Linked DNA regions of Mus musculus: region 2 is linked to region 1. The links are chromatin contacts, found by Hi-C in ENCODE. All regions are on one chromosome and are shown on one strand. Each heading gives the region's core, a stretch centred on a gene start or an enhancer-like site at or near the end of the contact. The rest is flanking DNA. Distances are from core to core; before and after follow the strand shown. Region 1 holds the start of Cd53 (CD53 antigen). Region 2 holds the start of AI504432 (expressed sequence AI504432).

Region 1 (6,043 bases), core at 3,247-5,746:
AACAACAGCAAGGAGCTTTGCTTTCACATAGACCACTTATGAGATATTAACCAGTTCTTCTTGAACAAAACCAAAAACAAGGAAGAAAGGAATGCAAGAAATCTATGGTCAGAACATTTTGAAAGTAAATTATATCAATTTAGGTGCCATGTATGAATCCAAAGGAGGGAGCTAACCAACAGCCATACACAGATATGATGCCTATGAACTCCAACAATTACCAGAATTGCATGATGATCCTAAGCATGCAGAAATAATAAAAATAACTTATGGGTAACCAGCAGGTATCTCATTGTACTTACAACCCACTCAACAAGAGGAAAATACAAGAAACCTAGCCAGTGACCCAGGGCTGTGGATTAGAGACTAAATCAACAACTGCCACTTCACTAAATAAAAATAATCCTAACTACATTCTAAATATTTATCCTTATGCCTACAGATCAGTGTAGTCCTTACCTCACATCAAAGAAACTTTGGTTTTCAATAGATAAAACCATTACAGAAAACCACATCCAATTAAAATGAGGAGTTCTAAAATCCAACCCCAATGGGTACATCTATGAAACAACTCCCATACTTAAGATACAGGGATCATTGTGTAGAAGAGGAAAGAAAGATTGTAAGATCCAAAAGAGCAGGGAGTTCGTTGTGCATCCCAGGAATGTCGGGAACTACACTCATCAAGTCTCGCCAACATAAATGCTTAATCACAACAAGAACAACAATAGATACTCTCATGTGGACTGTAGAAAAGGTATTTTCTGTGCACCTTTAAATAACTTATTGTAAACTAATTTTCATTGTAGGTCTATAGAAGAAAAGTATACTTACAAAACTATTTAATTTTATACTAAAATAATCCTTATTCATAATACTGAGTCATTATATTGGGGTTTATTTATTCTGGTATTATGGGCAGTCCAGCACATATCAATTCAACAGGTGTATCTTTGTGGGAAAGCATGTCTCTTGTTGATATGCTCCACAGATACAGATACGCAGACTTGTGACTGCATGTCAGTCTAATGTCTACTTCAACAAAGCATAGAGCTTTGGTGGACTTGCTGCTTTGCAGGTTGGATCAAATGAAGTCATATTGCAAGTAATCAATGACCTGAAGTTGCTTCCAGGTGTGGAAAACCATATGTGAGCAATGTCACCTAATGAAGATTAGTGATCATTGAGTTCAACAAGTACAGATCATGATTTGATAAACAAAAGCTTTAGAATCAGGTTTAGTATAAGTTCCAGCTTCACCCCTTAACATAATGCATTGAACAACTTCCTTAAGCTGTCAAACTTTCACTTTACTCAACTTTAAACTGGGCTAATAATATTGCCCTCATATTGTTCTAAGGAGTAAATGTGATAGAATTTCCTGAATGGTTCAGTGCCAGAGGTTCAGTGAATGCCACCTGTAAGACCAAGCCATTTCTGAAAGTGGCACTGAGCTTCTGAGAGGTTCTCAAGAGTGAAATGTACCATGGGCCGGAAAGGCTTTAATCACCTTTTTCCTCATTGTGTTTCTTGGAAATACTGCTTTAAAAATTTTGTTTGAAATTCATAAGAAAAAGCTCATGAAAAGAAAAATAAGGAAGAGAAAAGGAAAAGAAAAAAAGGTGAAGAAAGATAAACTTGAATGATGGGGGGACTCATTTTCTCACATTTGGAAGCTCAGCTAGATGTCATTAGTAGCTTACATAGGGTAAAGATCTTTATAATAAGGCTATTGTTTAAACTAGGAGCTGTTATCTGAAACTCTCATGCAGTCCATCCAGTAGACATCATATCATTTTACTACCCTAAAATGATAAAGAACTTTGTAGTAAATGGTATTATTCTACTTTCGGAGAATGGACAATCAGTAGAGAAGATTTGCATCTCTACCCCAACATAGAGATGAATGGATTATGTTGTAAGTTCTTACCTATTGCTTTTGGAAATACATATTTTCCTCTTTATCAAAACCTTTCTTCCTAAACCAAGTATCCAACCTTCCTCTTGTCCAAGAGCAGCAACCCTGGAGGCCAGCTTTATACAGGTGTCTAGTTTGACCCAATGCATACACCTAAAGTGGTAGCTAGTCCTGAAACCATCCTGAGGGCAAGTTCCTAGTATAAAGAGCAATGTCCTAAGGGCAGATGCCTAGTCTACAGAGCAACCTACAAACAGTGGATGCTTGTTGGTGTATAAAGTGCTGTGAGCTGATTATCAGCAAAAGCCAAACCACTATAACCAAACCAATATACTAGTCATTGGATAGAAACTGGAAGGAGGGGAACGGCTATAACTTCACAAAAAGCTTTACCTTTCCTTCTGATCATGTGAAATATCCAGGCTAGAAGGAATCTGTGCCCTAACTCAAAGCCACATTCAACCAAAATTATTGTATTTAAGTCTCAGACTCTGCCCTTTGATACACCCAGCACTTGTCTGTTGAGTAAACTTGCCATATACTTTCAGTTGCCTAGTAGGAAAAAGGGCTTGGTGCTTCCTGTGACCATGTGATTAGTCTCTCTTGCTTAATTTCATTTCTACCATGCCTGTGGCAGGAAGTGGGGGAGTAATACTTCTTTGAGTACATATGTAGTGCCTTGTAACTGGAAATGTTAATGGTTCCAGTCTCTATAATACATTCATAGTAGTCTTCTCTCTGAGGGAGTCTTTGGAAAACTCCTGAACTCCTGTATATTGTGTGCACTCTCCCTACTTTATAGAAAAGAGCATATTATTTTGTGTTATGTGTGTCCTAATATCTGCCCTCCATGGTAATCTCTTTGTGATTGACAACCACATCCGTTAACTTTGTGTTTCTAGAACCTGAGCACAGTGCCTGGCTGTTGGGACATTGCAGGGTAGTGGGGAATGAGGAAGCTAAGCACTAGTCTGAGGCTTCTAGGCAGTCAGAGGACATAGAAGATATCAAAACAACAGAGGTTTTCCTTTATATATTTGCCTCTTGCTAACAAAAAACTTGAAATCCTTTGAGTGGTAGTGAGGTAGTTGTGTTGGCCTAGGCTGTGAATCACTTCCTGTGAGCATAAAGATAAGCAAACATCATATCTAAAAGCAAAATAACCTTAACTGGCCCACACAGGAAACCACATTTCAGTTTGGCATCTGCTCTTAATCAACCAGTTTCAAAGCAGTGAAGATTTGGATCGAGATTGAGAAAGCAAAACATTGCTCACACAGCAGATAAAATTCTTCTCTGGCTCAATCTTCTAATAGATATGATTACCAAGAAAAGCTCCTCATGGAAAAAACTATTACTGGGCAAATTCTCCATTCTTCTTCATTTCTCCTCTGTATCAACAGTATACTGTCAGACATCAAAGGGTGCCTAACCCATGGTTTTTAACTTAGTTCACTTAGGTCACTATTTATAAACATAAGGTTTAGTAGCCTCTGAGGGTGGCTCTGACAAGCTGCAACTAACTCCCAATCATCTCCCTTGAATTTTAGGTGAGAAAATGTGGACATGGATACTTTACTTTCTCCCTTTTAGATTATAATCAAATGAGCTCTTCACAGCTCTTGGACCAAGAAAGACCTGATACAGACATTTTGTATTGACCAAAGCTTGACTATCATTTTGCTGAATACTTACACCCTAGAATGGCTTGCAAGTTGGAAACTATTACTGTATCAAGTTATGTGGGTTTCCTCTCTGCTGCACATTTTATGTGAAATTTGTCAATGTTCAAGCTTTGTGTATCACAGACCATTTAAAGTGAAGAAAGAAGCCCTTCAGATCACAATGTTTACCTTCCCCCAAACTAAGCCATAGGAATAAAATACATGAAGTACATTGCAGAACACCTATGTTGCAGGTTTTTTGTATCTATCTTATATCAAAACATGACATTCTCAGCACTAACTTTCCTTTAAAATGTTTTCAAACAAAGACAACATGTCTTCTGGCTACTGTTCTAAATCACTCTGGTTATGATTTTCCTCCCTGCTCTAAAATGAAACTTCAAGTTTTTGAAGAAAAAACAACATAGAAGATCTCCCCAATTTCATCTCATCTCACCTCAAAAACTTCAAGCATTAGAAACCACCATATACAGTAAGCAATTCAAGTGGCATAATAATGTAAGCTTATGAATACTTAGGCCCAAAGAGATATCAGAAAATAAAACACCAATTAAATCAAAGTATTTCTAGCCCAGTTGCCTAAGGGAAGTGCTGATCTAAATATTTGTAAACACATCACATTTTAAAGTTACTAAAGGGATGTGTGGAGACTCTCAAAATGCTATGTGCCTTATTAGCTGATTTAGAGCTGTTAAAAGTCATAAATCTTACCTTTTGAAGGCAGTGTCCCTCAGTACTTCAGGTAGAATTCACTGATTATCTTTTAGGTGGCCAGCACAGCCTGTAACCCAGAAGTCTATGTCTATTTGTGTAAAAGGAGAAGTGAAGAGAGAAAAAATACAATCATGCTGTGACGACAGGAAACCCAAGCGAGAAGAGTGAGGAAGTGAGACTGAGTGTTCTCTCTTAGGCTCAGATAGTCAACTGTTCCTCAGTGAACTTGCAGAGGCTTCCACTCCCAGCCTATTCTAAGCTGGTTTCTGGAAGCTAAAGAAGGTCTGACACACCAATCTGAGTTCTGGTGAACTTTACAGTAATTTGAGTGATATTTCCTGGCCATAGAACAGTGCTTCTCAATTGAAGCAGCAACTACAAAATACCCGTGGGTCTGTTTCTGTGTATGTGTCCCCACCGTTTGACCACAAACTATACTACTAAACCATACTGACCAAGCCAGCATGGTACTGGAATGAAACCATACTTGTAGATCAATATAGCATAGTAGAGGACACAGAGATAAACTTGTGTAGGATTGAATATCTACTTTTGGACAAAGGTGTATCAAAACATGAACTAGAAAAACAAAAATGCAGCTGGAGAGATCGCTCAGCAGTTAAGAGCACTGACTGCTCTTCCAGAAGTCCTGAGTTTAATTCCCAGCAGCCACATGGTGGCTCACAACCATCTATAAATGGGATCTAATGCCCTCTTCTGGTGTGCCTGAAGACAGCTACAGTATATACATATACATATACATATACATATACATTATACATATACACACACATACACATACACATACACATACACATACACATACACATATACATATACATATACATATACATAATAAGTAAACAAATCTTGTTTAAAAAAAAACTATCTTGGGTATTCTAGGTTTCTGGGCTAATATCCACTTATCAGTGAGTGCATATCAAAGGATTTCTTTTGTGATTGGGTTATCTCACTCAGGGTGATACTCCAGATCCATCCATTTGCCCAAGAATTTCATAAATTCATTGTTTTTAAAAGCTGAGTAGTGCTCCATTGTGTAAATGTACCATATTTTCTGTATCCATTCCTCTGTTTAGGGACATCTGGGTTCTTTTCAGCTTCTGGCTATTATAAATAGGTCTGCTATGAACATAGTGGACCATGTGTCCTTTTTACCAGTTAGAACATCTTCTGGGTATATGCCCAGGAGAGGTATTGCTAGATCTACTGGTAGTACTATGTCCAGTTTTCTGAAGAACCGCCAAACTGATTTCCAGAGTGGTTGTACCAGTTTGCAATCCCACCAGCAATGGAGGAGTGTTCATCTTTCTCCACATCCTCCCCAGCATCTGCTGTCACATGAATTTTTGATCCTAGCCATTCTGACTGGTGTGAGATGGAATCTCAGGGTTCTTTTGATTTGCATTTCTCTGATGATTAAGAATGTTGAATATTTTTTCAAGTGCTTCTCAGCCCTTCCATATTCCTCAGTCAAAAATTCTTTGTTTAGTTCTGTAACCCATTTTTAATGGGGTTATTTGAATTTCTAGAGTTCAGCTTAGTGAGCTCTTTGTATATAATGGATATTAGTCCCATATCAGATTTAGGATTGGTAAAAATTCTTTCCCAATCTGTTGGTGGCCTTTTTGTCTTATTGACAATATCTTTTGCCCTATAGAAGCTTTGCAATTTTATGAGGTCCCATTTGTCGATTCTTGATCTTACA
Region 2 (6,266 bases), core at 874-3,373, 250 kb after region 1:
GCCTAGTAAGGGTTTTCCGCATCTTCAAGCTCTCCCGCCATTCTAAGGGGCTGCAGATCCTAGGACAGACGCTGAAGGCTTCCATGCGGGAGCTGGGGCTGCTCATATTCTTCCTCTTCATTGGGGTCATCCTTTTCTCCAGTGCAGTCTACTTTGCTGAGGCAGACGACCCTTCTTCGGGTTTTAACAGTATCCCGGATGCCTTCTGGTGGGCAGTAGTAACCATGACAACTGTTGGTTATGGTGATATGCACCCAGTGACCATAGGAGGCAAGATTGTGGGCTCTCTTTGTGCCATCGCAGGTGTCTTGACCATTGCATTGCCAGTTCCTGTGATTGTTTCCAACTTCAACTACTTCTACCACCGGGAGACAGAAGGGGAAGAGCAAGCCCAGTACATGCACGTGGGCAGTTGCCAGCACCTCTCCTCTTCAGCCGAGGAGCTCCGAAAAGCCCGGAGTAACTCCACTCTGAGTAAGTCGGAGTATATGGTGATCGAAGAGGGGGGTATGAACCACAGCGCCTTCCCGCAGACCCCCTTCAAAACGGGCAACTCCACAGCCACTTGCACCACGAACAATAACCCCAACTCCTGTGTCAACATCAAGAAGATATTCACTGATGTCTAATATATGATACGGTTGCCAATTCTGTGCCCAGTATTGTGTGGAACATGCCCCCTTGGTCTGTGTATGCCCTTGATTTATACATTTCCAGACCACTCATCAAGGAAAGTACAAGAAGTGAGGAAGCACACTTCATTCTCCCTATTGCTTCATACTGAAACAGGTGCCTGTTTTTGCAAGTGGGCTGCATTCTCTCAGCTCTTTTTTTCTCTCTCTCCCTGTCTCTTAATTTTGTGACCAACAAACTTACATTAAGCGTGGTTTTTTTGTGTGAGCCCTACAGCCACATCCTGAGAGGAAGTGAAACTATAGAGTCAGAGTAACTGTTTAACCTCAAAATCAAAAGATAGTTGTTTCTTTACTAAGTAAAGGAGGCGGAACCTAAATGAAGCTCCTGACTGGTGGACTTTTCAATATTATTTCCGGACTAGTTATTGTAACTACCTAACCTCTGGATATGTGGGTGGAAAGTCTAACTAGAGCGTTGACGCGTAAGCCCACTATAAATTTATTTTGTTTTTGACTGATCTTTCAGTTTGAATCTCTCCCCTAAGGACTTAAGGTTCACAATAATTTTGAACCAAAAGGGAAATGCCCCGAATGTCCTGATCTGGCTATTAACTCTTCAAAGTTTGCAAAGCATTTTGAAAACATTAGACACAGATTCCAATGAAGTTGTGAGTTCATGCCCCAGCCAATATCTACGAAAGTCTAGAAACTCATTTTCAGTGCTGCCGGGAGAAACAACAGAAATTCCTGATGCATCCGAGAGATAAGCTTCTGCAGTATCACAGGAAGATTAAAGTGTCAGACACCCCTTCCAGCGGAAGTTACTAATTCGGACCTGACTGATGCAGTTCCCATAGCAACCCGTGTTTCCTGGGAAACCCGAAAAAGGTTGTCATGGCATCTTTTGCTCTCTAGCCCCACCCCCACCCCAGGCCCTGCCGTTTCTACAGTAACCTTTCCAGATGGTTCCTACTTACATGATTTCATAAGAAAAAAACACTATTTGAATAAACCACACAAATTAAGTGTAAGACTATATAGAGGTTAAATGAATCACAAAATGCTTTTTTACATTTTATATAAATCATTGCTGTTATCCCATAATGACTGGATCAAAAAGGAAATTATCATCTTTGGAACGTTACACGTAAGGCATGATCTGAATTAAATGTCAGTTGTTTGGTAGCAATTTTTAAAGATGGTTCTGTACAGTTTTCATTAAGAAATGGCAAGCCAACAGATAAAATGAGAACAACAATATAAACATGGTCTGTACATAAGCCAGTGAGAGTCAGTGTACCCAAAGTATTACTACAAGATACCTTCAGAGTTCCTCAATTTAAAAGAAAAAAAAGAAAAAGAAAAACATCCAGATCCCACAACAGGACTGTCACCATCACAGCACTGGAAAAGCAGAATCAACCTCAAACATATGGAGGATGCACAATTTAATGAGTGGATTACAAAAAGGAGGTTCAGGAAATGATCAGACTTGAAAGAACACCTGCAAGTTACAGCCACATGCTGAGAGCTGCCAGCAGACAGACAGAATCAGGTGAGCCCTGTCCTATGTGATCCCTACAAGTAGTCTATTGTGCAGGGAACCAGGGACATTTCTGTTCATAACTAGGTTTATATTTGCAAAGCAGACAGTTTTATATTACATGCCAGTTGCCTTTAGAAAGATTAAGAAATTCTTCCCATTTTCCCCATGTTTCTGGTTATCTTTTGGTTTCCATGTTTATGGCAAAGGGATGCAGAAAATTCCCCTCTGAGCAGCTTTCTCCCAAGCTGAACTGAAAAGTACTCCATTGCTTTAACCAACCCTCTTGGCTTCTGAACAATTTGTTTCCCCCTTTAAACTGAATAAAAGGCAAATGCTACAACTGCTAGGTTAGTAGCCCAGTTTAATTTACATAATTACTTATTATCTGTGGTATCATTCTTGAAACAAATGCTTAAAATTGAAATATGATTAGCATTTTATTTCAACAGTCTTTTTGCCTTATGTGTGTTATGTGAATTGTACACAACTGCTTTTGGGATTTAATGACACATAAGTAGTCTGTCCCTCTAGAGTACATGACATAAAATCATTTCAGGTAAACTTTCATAACCCTACCTAATATATAGTGGGAAGTATTAATGGAAACTATAACAAGAAAGATAAAGGGAATACACAAAAAATAGAGGCATTAATTTATGTTTACCTGGCTTCTGTTTGTTCTTTGTGTCGAAATAGGATTTTTACCTACTTTCCTTTGCTTGTATGACCTTTGAACATTAATCTACATTTTGATGTAACAGTTGATATTCTTGGTAGAAAGACGTTTCTTTCATGGCCCATTTTGATGTTAAACACATAGCAATCTCGTAAAAGACCTTAACATAAAGGTAACAATTTTATTCCCACTTTGAAATGTAGACACCTTGATTAATTCAATAAATAAGTAAAGTTAGACCATTTTTTTATGCTTCTTAAATAAGAGGAGTTTGAAGGAGACCTTTTGTTTTCTTAACCAGAGAAATAGCCCAGGTTCTGAGTCAGAGCTTTCAGGTGATGTAACTGTTTCCAGTCGCCATATTGGAAACTCCTTAAAGGTTATAGGTTCTGTGTTTTGATTTAGGCGTGGTGGATGTTTTAGGTACAGAAAGCGGTACCTTGTGTCAGGTGAATGCTGCCATCTTACATTAGTATTTGCAGGCTTTTACTGAAGTGGCTGAAAGAGGCTGTTCTGCTGTCATACAGCAAGATTTGGCTCTGGTATCTGCTGAATGACCTTGAGAACATTACATAACTTCTCTGTTCCTTAGGGTTTTTTTTTTTTTTGTAGTATAAAATAATAAGTAGTACTCCATGCACTTGTTGTATTAAATAAGTTCATGATATACATCAAATTAAGAGATTACACTATTTTGTAATTAATTATACAAGAAATCAGTAATGTTTTCCTATTTCCTTTCTGTGATAACACAATTACCATTTATTAAGGAGCAACAATGTCCTGAACCCTTGTCAGTTCTGTAAGGTAGGTACCATTAACTTTATTTTAAGGAGGATGAAAGCTAGATGACAGAAGTTAAAATGACTCCCTATGACTTCAAGCTAGCGAAATACCCAGCCACAACTAAAAGTTAGGTCATTATGAATCTAAAACCATGCTACTTTTATTGGGTATCTTGAAAGATAAAATTAATCCCTTATGCTTTTACATTTAACTTCAGTCCATATTACTAACCAAAGTGTAGAAACCTATTCTCTTCAGCACACTGAAAATTAACCCTTTCTTAATAATAAGCTGTGTATAACCAGGAAACTCAAAGCTAAGTTATTTACCAGAGATTGACTTCCCTGATAACCAAAGATTCTTTTCTCACATAATTGATGTGTCTGGATTTAACCTTAGAAAGCATAATCAGTCATATTAGGGATGCCTACCAGGATAAGGGGATTTCTCTGTTTTTATATTAATTTCCCGGTTGTATGTGTTTTAATTGGCCATGTGATAAAAAGCATTATGTAAATTGTTAGGCTTTTCATTTCCTGTACTCTGCTTAGGTTACTAAGGAACCATGCCAGAAATCAATGTAAACATTTTAATTTCTGCACAAAAGTAAGAATTGCTTGCAACAGGATAGAAAGCAGAAAATTCTCAGGTCATTGGAACTTGTGGCACTAGTGGCTCACCTAGTCACTCCATTTGTCATTAGGAGACAGATCAAAAACCATTAGGACATAATTTTGTCATGTGTACTGGCAGTAGCCCCTTCACCAAGATCCTAAATCTTTTATAACATGACAGTGGATAGTGACTTGGGCTTAGAATAAAGTGCTAATGAATCTACATTTGCCAGTAACCATTAGCTTTGCCAGCGACAGGCTGTTGAACATAGCTGAACATCTTGAGTGTTGAAATGAGATTCTTGTGAGTTCTGTGGCTGGATGAACACAGCTCATCAGCACCCTTGAGAGGTTGTCTGTGCCCCACAGCCAGTGATCCAGAGAAAACCATGGAAGTCAATGCTTGCTATTCCTTTTTCTATGTGGTGTTTTAAACTCATATCATGCCAAATTCAAATATGGCAACAAAACCATAGACACCTACATGGAAAAGAAAGTGTTATTTCTTAGCCTCTAAACAGAATTGATGAATACGCACTGAAAAAGAAATTTAAGGTTGTGGTTTATACAAAACTTATTTACATGTTTGTCATATAACACAGCATATAACTACAGCACATATGACATACATGGCATATGTACAGCACATATATGCAAAGAGCTTACTCCTTTAAGAGCCATAGCTATATTTTCTAAACATTTAAATTTTCAACATTCTCTGCAGCAGTTTCAAGCCCTTTCCACCTCTCAGCTGTGAATAGAAGTGATAACCCCTCCAACTAAGAAATGCAGAGAGGCATATCCCCTCCCCCCCCCCACCTGTCTGAAGACTTATGGAAACACTGAGATAGAGGTGAGAAGTTCTAGACCTGGAAGAAGCTATTTAGGGATAGCGTCTCATGGTGGGACTTTTTTTTTTTCCCCTTTCTGTTTGGTAATGCTCCCTTTCAACTAAGGAAGATAGAATTACTGGTTTGTAGGATTTCCTATGTTTTGCTGAGGCAGGTAAGTGTGTGTGTGTGTGTGTGTGTGTGTGTGTGTGTGTGTGTGTTCAGTTCAGTTACATTTGTTTTTATACACCTTCTGTGAGTGTATTTATCTTTGAAGAAAGATAAATCAGAGAGAGTTTTTTTTCTTAAAACAAAAAAAAAAAAGGAAGGGAAAGCTATATACAAAGTCTAAACCCTTTTTAACAGATTTTTCACATCTTGGCCAGGGTTATGTGGCATTTGATAATAGTATTCATCATATCCTCATTCTCAAATTGCAAATACAGTCTCATGATTTCAACTTGTTAGAAGGTTTACAGCTGTTTGTCTTGGTTTTTAATGATACTGTGGTCTAATTTTGTCTTCCAAACTGCTAAGAAAATACATTTACAAAGGAGTGCTTTCATGTTCACCCTCCCTCTTCTTCCTTCTTCTTCTCTTTACCTCTCCATGCATCTCCATCAGATGCATTCTCCTTGCACTTCAGAACTTGTATCATCAGCCATCATTTGCATTTCAAGGGAGACCTGGAAAAGAGGTTCCAGCATTTCCTTGAGTTCCATATTGTTATCATAATGTAAGAGGATAGGAACTGTGCACTGAAAAACACTGAGGGTTCTGCTCATTAGTAATATAGCATTCCAGTAAGCCACAAATGGTGTTTCATCATATCCAGAGAATGTTCGGACACGGCAGACAGTGGGGTCTCGCCTTCATTTATGGAAGATTCACAGAAGTAGAACAAGAATTTCTTTTTCCAAAAAGCCTCTAAGCTGAAACTGTCACAATACAAAGACTCTTGGAATTTCTGTTGAGATCCCCACAAACCTTTTACTAAGAAAGTTCTCGTCAAACCCATCATTGTCCCTCCCCTGGATTTTTATTGACAGTCCTGATTAGCAACCCAGCTTTCTTTTCCTTGACTCTGTTCTTAGCATGGAACCCTCAGTAAACCTTCTTTCTTTTCTTTTCTTTTTTGGTTTTTTGGTTTGTTTGTTTGTTTGTTTTGTTTTGTTTTTT

Evidence for each region. A loop is a pair of places that touch in the nucleus more often than their neighbours do.
Region 2: a loop to region 1 is called in a map of T-helper 17 cell, with 3 times the contacts of the local background. The contact joins the promoter of AI504432 here to the promoter of Cd53 in region 1. A Hi-C loop is called at or near these places in 4 of 37 maps with a recorded cell type or tissue (T-helper 1 cell, T-helper 17 cell and T-helper 2 cell).

What each region holds. Positions count from the first base shown.
Region 1 is chr3:106,785,653-106,791,695 of GRCm38, forward strand. Cd53 (CD53 antigen) reads right to left here and starts at 4,497. Exons shown (of 8, transcript NM_007651.3): 1 at 4,315-4,497.
Region 2 is chr3:107,037,381-107,043,646 of GRCm38, forward strand. AI504432 (expressed sequence AI504432) reads left to right here and starts at 2,124. Exons shown (of 2, transcript NR_033498.1): 1 at 2,124-2,190. It overlaps Gm38712 (a long non-coding RNA gene), which reads right to left. Exons shown (of 4, transcript XR_003954542.1): 4 at 2,186-5,773. Kcna3 (potassium voltage-gated channel, shaker-related subfamily, member 3) reads left to right here. Exons shown (of 1, transcript NM_008418.2): 1 at 1-749. The coding sequence ends at 629.